2 separate regions of the Homo sapiens genome follow, and region 1 is linked to region 2. Evidence: read pairs that join two places in POLR2A ChIA-PET (ENCODE). Cell type or tissue: PC-9. All regions are shown on one strand. Links, peaks and the distances in the headings refer to the core of each region. The heading gives the core; the rest is flanking DNA. Region 1 overlaps RIOX2 (ribosomal oxygenase 2). Region 2 overlaps DCBLD2 (discoidin, CUB and LCCL domain containing 2).

What was found. Peaks named below come from ENCODE experiments on the same cell type or tissue, not always from the same donor. Only the 100,000 strongest peaks of a DNase experiment are listed, where the experiment ranks them.
Region 1: POLR2A ChIA-PET joins it to region 2 with 6 read pairs; 1 of 35 experiments calls an interaction of 5 or more read pairs at or near these places.

Annotation. Positions count from the first base shown.
Region 1 is chr3:97,949,908-97,955,297 of GRCh38, reverse strand. It overlaps RIOX2 (ribosomal oxygenase 2), which reads left to right. Exons shown (of 10, transcript NM_153182.4): 5 at 803-906; 6 at 4,410-4,512; 7 at 5,283-5,390. Among named protein-coding and RNA genes, the nearest start is that of RIOX2, 20 kb to the left of the region's middle. In PC-9, for the core only: no CTCF peak of the experiment used is centred there; DNase peaks (open chromatin) are centred at 2,247 and 2,817; H3K4me3 peaks cover 1,018 bases; H3K27ac peaks cover 2,213 bases.
Region 2 is chr3:98,879,949-98,885,338 of GRCh38, reverse strand. It overlaps DCBLD2 (discoidin, CUB and LCCL domain containing 2), which reads left to right. Exons shown (of 16, transcript NM_080927.4): 2 at 3,572-3,799. Among named protein-coding and RNA genes, the nearest start is that of DCBLD2, 19 kb to the left of the region's middle. In PC-9, for the core only: no CTCF peak of the experiment used is centred there; no DNase peak of the experiment used is centred there; H3K27ac peaks cover 1,049 bases.

The DNA of each region.
Region 1 (5,390 bases), core at 164-5,163, 930 kb after region 2:
ATAGGGTAGAGGAGGCTCAGCTGCCCAAGAAAATGATGAATTTTTGATTACATCTTATTTTTCAGTTGAAATAGGGATTGTATAGTTTTTCAATTCATCCCAACATTCATTGAGCCTGTGTTGAGTGCTAGGTGCTTTGCTAGGGTAGGCTCTGGGAAAGACAAGATGGTAAGATACAGACCCTGCGCCTAGAAGTACTCAAAAATTATCAGGAAGTGGGGGACTGGCGGATAAAATCATATAATCCAATCACATGCCCATCATTGCCCTAAGAGCTTGGAAGCAGCATCTCTAATCCTCAAAATAATCCTGTAAGGTTTGGGGCTATTAAACTTCATTTTACAGATAAAGAAACTGAGGCTTTGGGCAGGTAAATTGCCAGATCATCAGCCAGTAAGTGGCTGTGTCTGTGTGACTCTAAATTCAAGCTCCTACTCTTAACCACTGAAGCATGCAAGAGGGAGGAAGCAGGCGTCCCAGGCACAGGATGTTACCTTCCTTGATCCCTGCATCAGGGCAGGGTAGTCTCAGGTGAGTCTAGTCTCAGCTTGAGAATGAAAAGATAGTGACTTCAGGCACCGAGAGCCTCTCGTGGATCATGGTTAACAGTGACAGGCTCACGGACACAGAGAAGCTAGACTAGCTGCACACGACATGAGCCCAGCATATAGACTGTGCCTTGAGGTTGTGGTTTCTAGAATGGAGAACTGAGACTCAAAGCCCATATTTATCTCCCTGAAATGAAGAGGACTGAGAAGGAATACTTATTAACTTCTCTACCCTTTCCTATTCCTTCCTTTAGCCGGGTGATTTGTTGTACTTTCCCAGAGGAACCATTCATCAAGCGGACACTCCTGCGGGGCTGGCCCACTCTACTCACGTGACCATCAGCACCTACCAGAACAAGTAAACACTGCCTCCCAGCTGCACATGCTAGGACAGCTCTGAGTCCTGGCCTGCAGCAGCCACATTCAGGAGGGATATGAGGGAGTTGGCCCCTACCTCCTATGCAAACCCCAGGGTTTATGTCCTTTACTGACTTCCACATTCCTTTGATGTCCCATGTATGTGACTGGTCCCTCTGGACTTGCTTCTGGGGACATCATGAACCTGACTCTGTAGGATGTGGGGCATTGCCCAAATAGAGAGTCACATAGTTTGGAAAGAAAGAGACTAGCTGTGGGTACATCAGTGTGTTAGTGATGCCAGGCTGGGCTCATACTCTCTCTCTTTTTTTTTAATATGATAAAATATATAGAACATAAAATATACCATTTTAAACCATTTTAAAGCATAGTTTGACATTAATTACATTCACACTCTTGTGCAGCCATCACCACTATTCGTTTCTAAAACATGTTTATTCCAACAGAAACTCTGTACCCATTGAAATCTCTTGGTCTCTTTGAGGGTTTCTCTTTTTACAGTCCATGAAGTTAAAGTAGGACAGGCAGTCTGGAACAGCAGGAACTAAAGTGCATGTGCTGACAGCAGTTCCAATTAAAATCATGTTCATTTCAGCTAGTACCTCCTCACTGGGTGGCAGTGCTGTGTGAGTTATATCCAAAAAGCAGCAACCTTGCTGGTCCAAATCATATTTAAAAATACTAATCATGGCCAGGCGTGGTGGCTCACTCCTGTAATCCCAGCACTTTGGGAGGCTGAGGCGGGTGGATCGCTTGAGGTCAGAAGTTTGAGACCAGCCTGGCCAACATGGTGAAACCCCATCTCTACTAAAAAAAATACAAATATTAGCCAGGTGTGGTGGTGTGCACCTGTAATCCCAGCTACTCTGGAGGTTGAGGCAGGAGAATCACTTGAACACAGGAGGTGGAGGTTGCAGTGATCCAAATCACGCCACTGCACTCCAGCCTGGGCGACAGAGCGAGACCCTGTCTCAGGAAAAAAAAAAAAATACTAGTCATGAGTTAATGTGTTAAACAAATATGTACTAGACATTGTGTTTGTTGCTGGGAATTCAAGGATTTTATCGAAGGGGTTTTGAGAGAGCTTATACTTTGGAATTGGTTGTAGGAGAAGAGATGGTGTGATAAATTCTATTGTAGGTTTGCAGAGGAGACTCTTGGAGCATAGAGGAATGCATTTAGCTAAGTAGGGGCATTAGAGAAGCCTTCAGAAATGACACCAATGCTGAGTGAGTCTTAAAGGATGAGTAAGTAGGGGTGGGTCAGCAGATCAGAGTAGGAGAGGACATTCTAGGTCCAAGGGACGGCAAGTCACCTCCTACCTTCAGGGCCAGAACTTGCAAAACAAGTTAGTAAGCATACCTCTGCTTCCTCATCAGACTTTTCAGTGTGAATTTCACCTCTACATTTAAAAGACTTACTGGAGGAATTAGCTGAGGCCTGGCCCTAGTTTAGTGCTATCTTTCCCACAAGTAGAAGGCCCAAGTTTGTATTAGGCTTCCATTTTGAAAAATGCCCTCATCACTTTGGCTAGGTAGGTTCCTTGCATTTTAAGGGACAGAAAGTCACCAAAGCCAGCTCAAGAAGTGCAGGGTCACTTGAGGGAGTGAGTCCTAGAAACTCCAGGCTACAGAGAGGCTGGAATTAGAAGTCCATTCTGGATTCAGAGCAGTTCTGGACCACATAGTTTGGCCCTTTGAATATCCGTGCATCTGTGGGTGTCCCATCGTTAATGTTTCTCAGGTACTCCCTTTCTGTAATTCTCTTTTCCATTTCTCTTGCTGCTACCAACTGGTTTTCTAGTGACTGGTGTTTTCTCCCTTCTGTTCCTTCTTCAGCTTCTGTTTACTCATAACATTAGGCCATCACCAGTTGCTACTCTGACCTCCATCTCATTGACCCTGTTAGCTTTTGCTTCTGCTAAGGACCTGACTCACTCTCTGTTTCCCAATCCCAAGAGTGAGGAACTGGCCGGCTGCCCCTGGGTCCTATTCATTTCTTCTCTTTTCAGCTGGGGCTGGGAAGAGCTTCCTAAGTTACAGAAGTTGCCTGCTTAGGATTGTGGGTGGGTACCATGATCAATGTGTCCAGGCTGGATTTTGACCTGTGTCTTGGACAGTGATGCTGGAGCTAGAATGAGAAGATGTGACTTGAGGGCCATTGCTCCCCAGAAATGATCCTGTGTTTTGAGCCTAATGCTCCTTCAGGTACCATGTAAAGGTGAATATTTGGGGCCTCTTCCTAACACCTGTCAAGGTAGCATTGTTGGAGTGTTTGGGGGTCTGCTGTATGTTGTTGATTTGGTTGTTTTACCAAAGTGGACCCTTCAAGAGATATTCCTAAATTGTGGGAAGTCCCAATATCTATTCTGACTCTTAGAGGAGCACTATTTAACTTCTACTAAATTCCTCCATGAGCTGTTGCTGTATGACTTCCACCTACATAAACCTGCAAAGGAAGCACATATTGTATGGTGCTGAGAGATCTGCATGTGCCCTCCGGGTTGAGACTCAATTAAAGATGCAGGGTTGGATATAACATTAAGTCACAAAGCAGTGAGGCCGCCAGGTAGTAGATGTCTTGGGAAAAGTGTCTCTCATGTGGCTTTTGTCCTCCTTTGCAACTTTTCTGGGAGGGAAGCATAACAGTGTTAATTTTGCTTACTGAGTGAGAAGTAAAAGTCATACTGTGAATTTCCATTTTCTACTAGCCGGCAATTTGAAATCTGCTGGTGACACAGGAAAATTTTAAATAGCTAAGAAATGTTTAAAGAGAGCATCCCCACAGAGTGCATTTCTTACACCGGCACGCACTTAGGAATGAGCCAATTCCAGATACCCCAGAGAAAGCAAAGGTAATTGAATAGGGATATTTGTCCCTAGATGTTATTTTTAGTCACTGGCTTCTATCCCCCGGTAAAACCACTGCTAGACATAATTGTTTTGGAATTATTGATGGTAGATATTTTCTTTAGGAGTAGCATCCCTTGTAAGTGACAAGGAAAATGTAACATACAACTGTTCAAATAATTACACAATCCAGATATCTTGCTGTTACCCCAAATTTGTTGTATTTATTGCACATAAAATTTGGTTTTAGATCCTATAATGACTGTTTAAATTTCCTACAAATCTCCCCTCATAGACACTTTTGTTAAAAATTTGGTCCATTGAACTTCCTGTTTTATGAAAGTCTATGGTTAATTTTCTGAGAGCTTTTAAGAGAAATCAGTATTGAAGCCTAGCTTCCCACTTTTAACTTTGCAAGTGAGTGTCTGGAACGGGGAGGGAGGAAACAGGGTGGTTGATGAAGGTCTTAGATTTCCATGCTGAGTAATGTCCAATTAATGGAACTCAAAATGCCTGGACAGGGAAGCCATAATCCAATTTGTAGCTTTTGGCTTTACTAGCAATAAGTATTTTATGTATATTTCGTATGCACTCACTGTTTTGGTTTTTTTTTCCCCCTTGGTGCATATCCTAGTTCATGGGGAGATTTCCTTTTGGATACCATCTCGGGGCTTGTATTTGATACTGCAAAGGAAGACGTGGAGTTACGGACCGGCATACCCCGGCAGCTGCTCCTGGTAAGGAGTAAAGGCAGGTAGGAATGAAGGATGGTAGCTGCAGCCCAGGCCAGCTGAAGTCCTACCTTAAGGACCCCAGGATACTTCTTCCAACATGAGCCAGGCTTGTCTACTGTGCTGCACTGCTGAGCTGTGTGACTTGCAGAATGAGTGGAGTGCCATGTGTTATGTGGTGATCCAAAGAACTGTGATGTTGTACAGACAGCTCTGTATTTCACAGTGGCAGTAGCAGGCAGTGTGAAAATGTTGGTTGAGTAAATGAATAGTACGGCCAGGAGAACTGTAGATTTAGCACACATCAGATTACTAGTTAAGAGAAACTCACTGTACTGGAGATCCTGGCCTCGGTGTATTCGTTGGCCTCCTGTTCTTTTATTACATTTTGAAACAGGAGTGTTATTTGATTAGTTTTGAGATGAGTGGATTAGAGCTGAGTTGAGCAAAGGTTGCTTTCTCTGAAGCATTCATCTTAGGACAGTGACCTGCTTTCCAAAAGGCAGAGCTCAGACTGTACCATATTTCCAAGGATCTCTATTTCTAGGCAAAATTCTGAAAATTTTTTGCAAACAATAGGCAGCTTAGAATTAACAGTGTTTATAAGGAAATGATGAGATATCATTCTTAGGGGCTCAGGTTGTCCCTTCCCCTTTGGAATGACATGGATTAATGTCTATACCCGGTGGCTGGCAGTTTTGCAGTCTACTGTGGAGACTGAGCTGGGCAGTAAGTTCTGCTGGCATCTGGGCCAGGACTCACTTCTGTGTTCCTAGCAGGTGGAATCCACAACTGTTGCTACAAGACGATTAAGTGGCTTCCTGAGGACACTTGCAGACCGGCTGGAGGGCACCAAAGAACTGCTTTCCTCAGACATGAAGAAG
Region 2 (5,390 bases), core at 291-5,290:
TATTTATCCAGTCAGGTTAAACTTGTCAAATATTTTTTGAGATACAAAGCATTCAAATTTGTTCATTGCTGTAGATTGGAGACCTGTTGTTAACTTTAGTTTCTGGTGCATATCATCTTGCTTGCAAGAGGAGGAAGCTCTGAACTCCATCACATATTTTAGAACATTCTTGGCACGTTACTTGTGGACTGTTCCTGCCCTCCCCCTACACAAGGTTATGAAAAAAGACAACTCTGTAATTATTTTCTTCATCAGCATGCATGCAAAAGTCCTGTTTTTCATCAGTTAGTATTTCTTTTGTTAACTTTTGTAGAAATTATCCTTCATGTTGGAAAGGGCAGTAAATGTTCGTGTATTTATTGAGAATCAAACATGAGCATAAGACACCTAAAAATTACTCCTAACACTCTGCGTGTACTCTTTGTAAAAATCATTTTTAAATGACAACCGTAAGTTGAATAATAGCCTACAGGGAATACCTTAAGTGTGACAATCTGCCACTACAAAGTCGTAGATTCAGCTGTTAATAGAAAATACTTGAGTTTCTGAAATTCATCTACACTTTCAATCACCTTAAAAGCTGCCTTTGTTTTCTATTTACTAAAGAACGTGCATTTATATTTTGAGTTACTTTGTTTATTCAGTGGTTATTTTATGAAGATTGAACCACCTACAGGAAGAATGTTTTCATCTTTTCAGTAGTAAGGGCATTTCAGACTAGTTTTATAATGTTAGGAACTCTGTCTTAGGGTGGTAGTTTTTTCCTCTGAGGAAAAATGTTAGTGATTGTTTAAGAGTTATTTATCTTACAATTCATTTATTTTCACAGTAGATTTTTTTATATCCCTATGTTTTTAATTTAGCTGATATCCAGCAGAGATATTCAAGGTATTTTCATGCCAGTTTCAGGGGAAATTTGTGGTTTTTTTTTTTTATGGACTGTGTAACATCCTACATTTTATATTTGCAAAAGACCAGTGGATATATTGCACAGAAATCCACGTTTATTACATTCTGCCCTTATATATTTTTGTGTTACTGAGTTGCTATGCCTAGTTCTTGTGTATGAAATGAAAGCAAGTATAGAAGATAGCTAAAATTTAATGTTGATTAAAAACTAAGCTTTGTGTGAGAGATACTTGTTCAGAAAGCCAGATTTCTAGTACTGACCTTTAAAAGTAGACTAAGGAGCAATACTAATATGGATTCAACAATAAAATTTCTTTATCAGCCAAGGATACGATTTTTAAGTATTATCATAAGAATTTAGGTACAAAGTTGTTCCATCATTAAAGTTAGCTTTGAGACTAATTTGAAATTACTTTTTCATAGATTAATGTACAGTTTCCTTATTCAATTAATAAACATTTATTTAGCATCCACCACTTACTAAAAACTACATGAAATTCTTATTCATAGGCTTTTGAAAGTTTTCATCTTTTCTAGCAAATATTAGCACTACATTTGTTCTTAAAAATAATCAACATAGTAGAAAGTTCTATTACAGCCCTCTGTGTCCATATTGAGTTTAGAACTCAGCAGTGTCACTTTTAATATAGTTTTTGTGTAAGTGCTGTACTGTTCCAAAAGGTGATTTGTAAATAACTGTTTTGAAGGACAAAATGCTGTTATTTTAAAAGCATATATTCATCATCCTACTAGAAAGAGATTTATTTGAATCTTATTGTTATGGAATGCTGAACAGTACAGTTGGAGCAGCTGCTGAAACTCCTAAATGAACATTAATTTTTCCTTCTGGGTGCTCAGTAAAAACAAAATACAAACTTTATGATAAAGAATGCAAATATTTCATTTTTACAAACATGTTGTTAACTAAGTTTCTGTATTTAGCTGCTGAATAAATTTCTGGAGCAAATAATGCTGCTGCCAATATATAAAGGTCATTTTTTCAAATCTTTAATTTTACTTCTCCTTATTCTATAGGGAAAAAATAAGGTGTGCGGGAGGAACTACTAAAAAGTTAAATTTCAGTAAATATAGAATTAAACTTCATTAAATATTGCTTTAATAATTTCAAGAAGGAGTGCCTTGTAGTCTGTAATAGTCAGTAATCTGCATAATCTTTCGTACATAGTGTTTTTAGAAATATTCAGCTTCTCGACATTTATGCAGCCAACAAACATATGAAAAAAATGCTCATCATCACTGGTCATTAGAGAATGCAGATCAAAACCACAATGAGATACTATCTCATGGCCAGTTAGAATGGTAATCATTAAAAAGTCAGGAAACAACAGATGCTGGAGAGGATGTGGAGAAATAGGAATGCTGTTACACTGTTGGTGGGAGTGTAAATTAGTTCAACCATTGTGGAAGACAGTGTGGCGATTCCTCAAGGATCTAGAACTAGAAATACCATTTGACCCAGCCATCCCATTACTGGGCATATACCCAAAGGATCATAAATCATGCTACTATAAAAACACATGCACACATATGTTTATTGCGGCACTATTCACAATAGCAAAGACTTGGAACTAACCCAAGTGTTCATCAGTAATAGACTGGATAAAGAAAATGTGGCACATATACACCATGGAATACTATGCAGCCATAAAAAAGGATGAGTTCATGTCCTTTGCAGGGACATGGATGAAGCTGGAAACCATCATTCTCAGCAAATTACCACAAGGACAGAAAACCAAACACCACATGTTCTCACTCATAAGTGGGGGTTGAACAATGAGAACACACGTACACAGGGAAGGGAGTATCACACACTGGGGCCTGTCAGAGGCTGGGAGGCTGGGGAAGGGATAGCATTAGGAGAAATACCTAATGTAGATGATGGGTTGATGGGCACAGCAAACCAACATGGCACATGTATATCTGTGTAACCTGCGCATTGTGCACATGTACCCCAGAACTTGTATAATTTTTAAAAAGTTAAAAAAAAAAGAGCTTCCATTCAGCTTCTCACAGATATTTTGGTTCATGATTTGTAAATAGATGAAGCTGACCACATTTCTATATTTTACATTCACTTTTTGAACAATTAAGTTGCTCTTCTTTTGAAGATTGGATTTATTATAACATGTATATGTATATTTAATGACTACTAATTTATATTTACTTTTATTTGTTCAGAATTGAAATCTCCTTGAACTTATAAATTATATAAGTAACCATTGATTATTTTGACCTAACTTGTCTTCTCTTGCCTCCTGTGAATAGATATACTAAGAACAATGTCAGGTCTTGTGATTTGTTAAAGGATACAAAGTTACAGCTAGATAGGAGGAATCTACCACTGCAGGATGGCTATAGTTAACAAAATTATGTAGTTTCAGGTAACACAAGTGATAAATGTTTGAGATGATGCATTTGCTAATTGCCCTGATCTGATCACTATACATCATATGTATCAGAACATCACTGTGAACCCCATGAGTATGTACAATTATTTGTCCATTAAAAAAAATAAAATAGAAAGTATGGGTGGTATAAAATATTTGATGTCGTGCATATTTTTAAATCTTCACAAAAAAATCATTATAGAGGAAGTAAAATATGTGAGAATAATTTATCATTCTTTTCACTTTTTTTAAAGGTGATGGATGTGGACACACTGTACTAGGCCCTGAGAGTGGAACCCTTACATCCATAAACTACCCACAGACCTATCCCAACAGCACTGTTTGTGAATGGGAGATCCGTGTAAAGATGGGAGAGAGAGTTCGCATCAAATTTGGTGACTTTGACATTGAAGATTCTGATTCTTGTCACTTTAATTACTTGAGAATTTATAATGGAATTGGAGTCAGCAGAACTGAAATAGGTAGGACTTTTTTTTGTAAATGTACATGTAAATACATCATTGTCTCAATGATGTATTTTTTTGATATTAACATTAAATAACCATGCAGTGTAAGGTGCTATGTGGGAAATTATTGAATATGTGTAAAAATTTTGAATTTGAATCTTTTGGGAAGAGAAGATTCTTGTCTGTTTACTTTATTTACTTTTCTAATAAGCACATATTGGTACCCTTGCCCAAGATGCCACTGTACTACTAAGAAGGAGGAAGTTAATTCTCTGTTTTTTTTTTTTTGTTTTTTTTTTTGAGACAGAGTCTTGCTTTTGTAGCCCAGGCTGGAGGGCAATGGCGCAATTTTGGCTCACTGCAACCTCCGCCTCCTGGGTTCAAGCTATCCTCCTGCCTCGGCCTCCCAAGTACCTGATTACAGGCGCTCGCCACCATAGCCGGCTAATTTTTTTTTGATTTTTAGTAGAGACGGTTTCACCATGGTGGCCAGGCTGTTGGCCAGGCTGGTCTCAAACTCCAGCCTCAGGTGATCCACCCACCTCAGCCTCCCAAAGTGCTGGGATTACAGGCGTAAACCACTGCACCCAGCCAATTATCTCATTTTTAAAAATGTTTTCCTTTCATAGTTTTATTTGCAATTGAAGAATACAAGTATAATTAATGCTTAGGAGACAGTATAGCATGGTGATTAAAAACAAGGGTTTTGGATCCAAACTTCCTGGGATTAAAGCATAACTCTCATCAGCTTGCTGTGTGACTTTGGCCAGATTACCTGACCTCTCCATTTTTTCTCTTGTAAAAAATACAGGGAATGAACTAGTATGTGTAACGTGCTTAGAAAAGTAAACAGCACCTAAGATATAATATATGCTTAGTAAATGGTAGTGGCCATTGTTGTTGTTCTTGATTAAGAGCAGTGGTTCTCAATTATAGCTGCATATTAGAGCCACCTAAGTAGTAAACAATACCATAAACCCAGTTACCATCCTAGACCAGTTGAATCAGAATTGATTAGGTGGAACCCAGGCCTCAGTATCTTAAACGCTTCCTGGGAAAATCTCTTGCAGTCACGTTTAAAAACCTTTGATTTAGGCATCAGTACCTTTCTTAAGCAAGAAAGGTGGAAAAATTTGTAAGGCTTTTTAGGTGAACTAACATTATAAAATTAGGAATTCTCTGTGAGTTTATTTAGAAACATTTTTTGGTTCCAGTGTGTAAAATATCCTTCAGAACTATAATAGGAATCCAATATACTGTTCTTTAAATACCATACTATGTTCATCCTCTGGCTTCCTCTCCATCTCTAGTGAAATCCTTCATCTCTTCTTTACTTTTTTGGCCTCTTATCTACCAGAGGAAAAATTCCTGCCCTATCTCCCAGGCTGCTGATTGATAAACTTTGGTGCTTCTCAGTCACTTCTTGATTAACCTGGTGGTTTGAGCACCACGTGCGTATTGCATGAATATATGGTGTTGAACAAAGTTTTAGGAACACAAATCGCCTGAGGATGTAGAAAAACTTACTGTGATATTAACACTAATAGAAGATAACTGGATAGTAGATGTCTCCTGCAGATGCAGTAGGGAGCAGACAGTACCACCT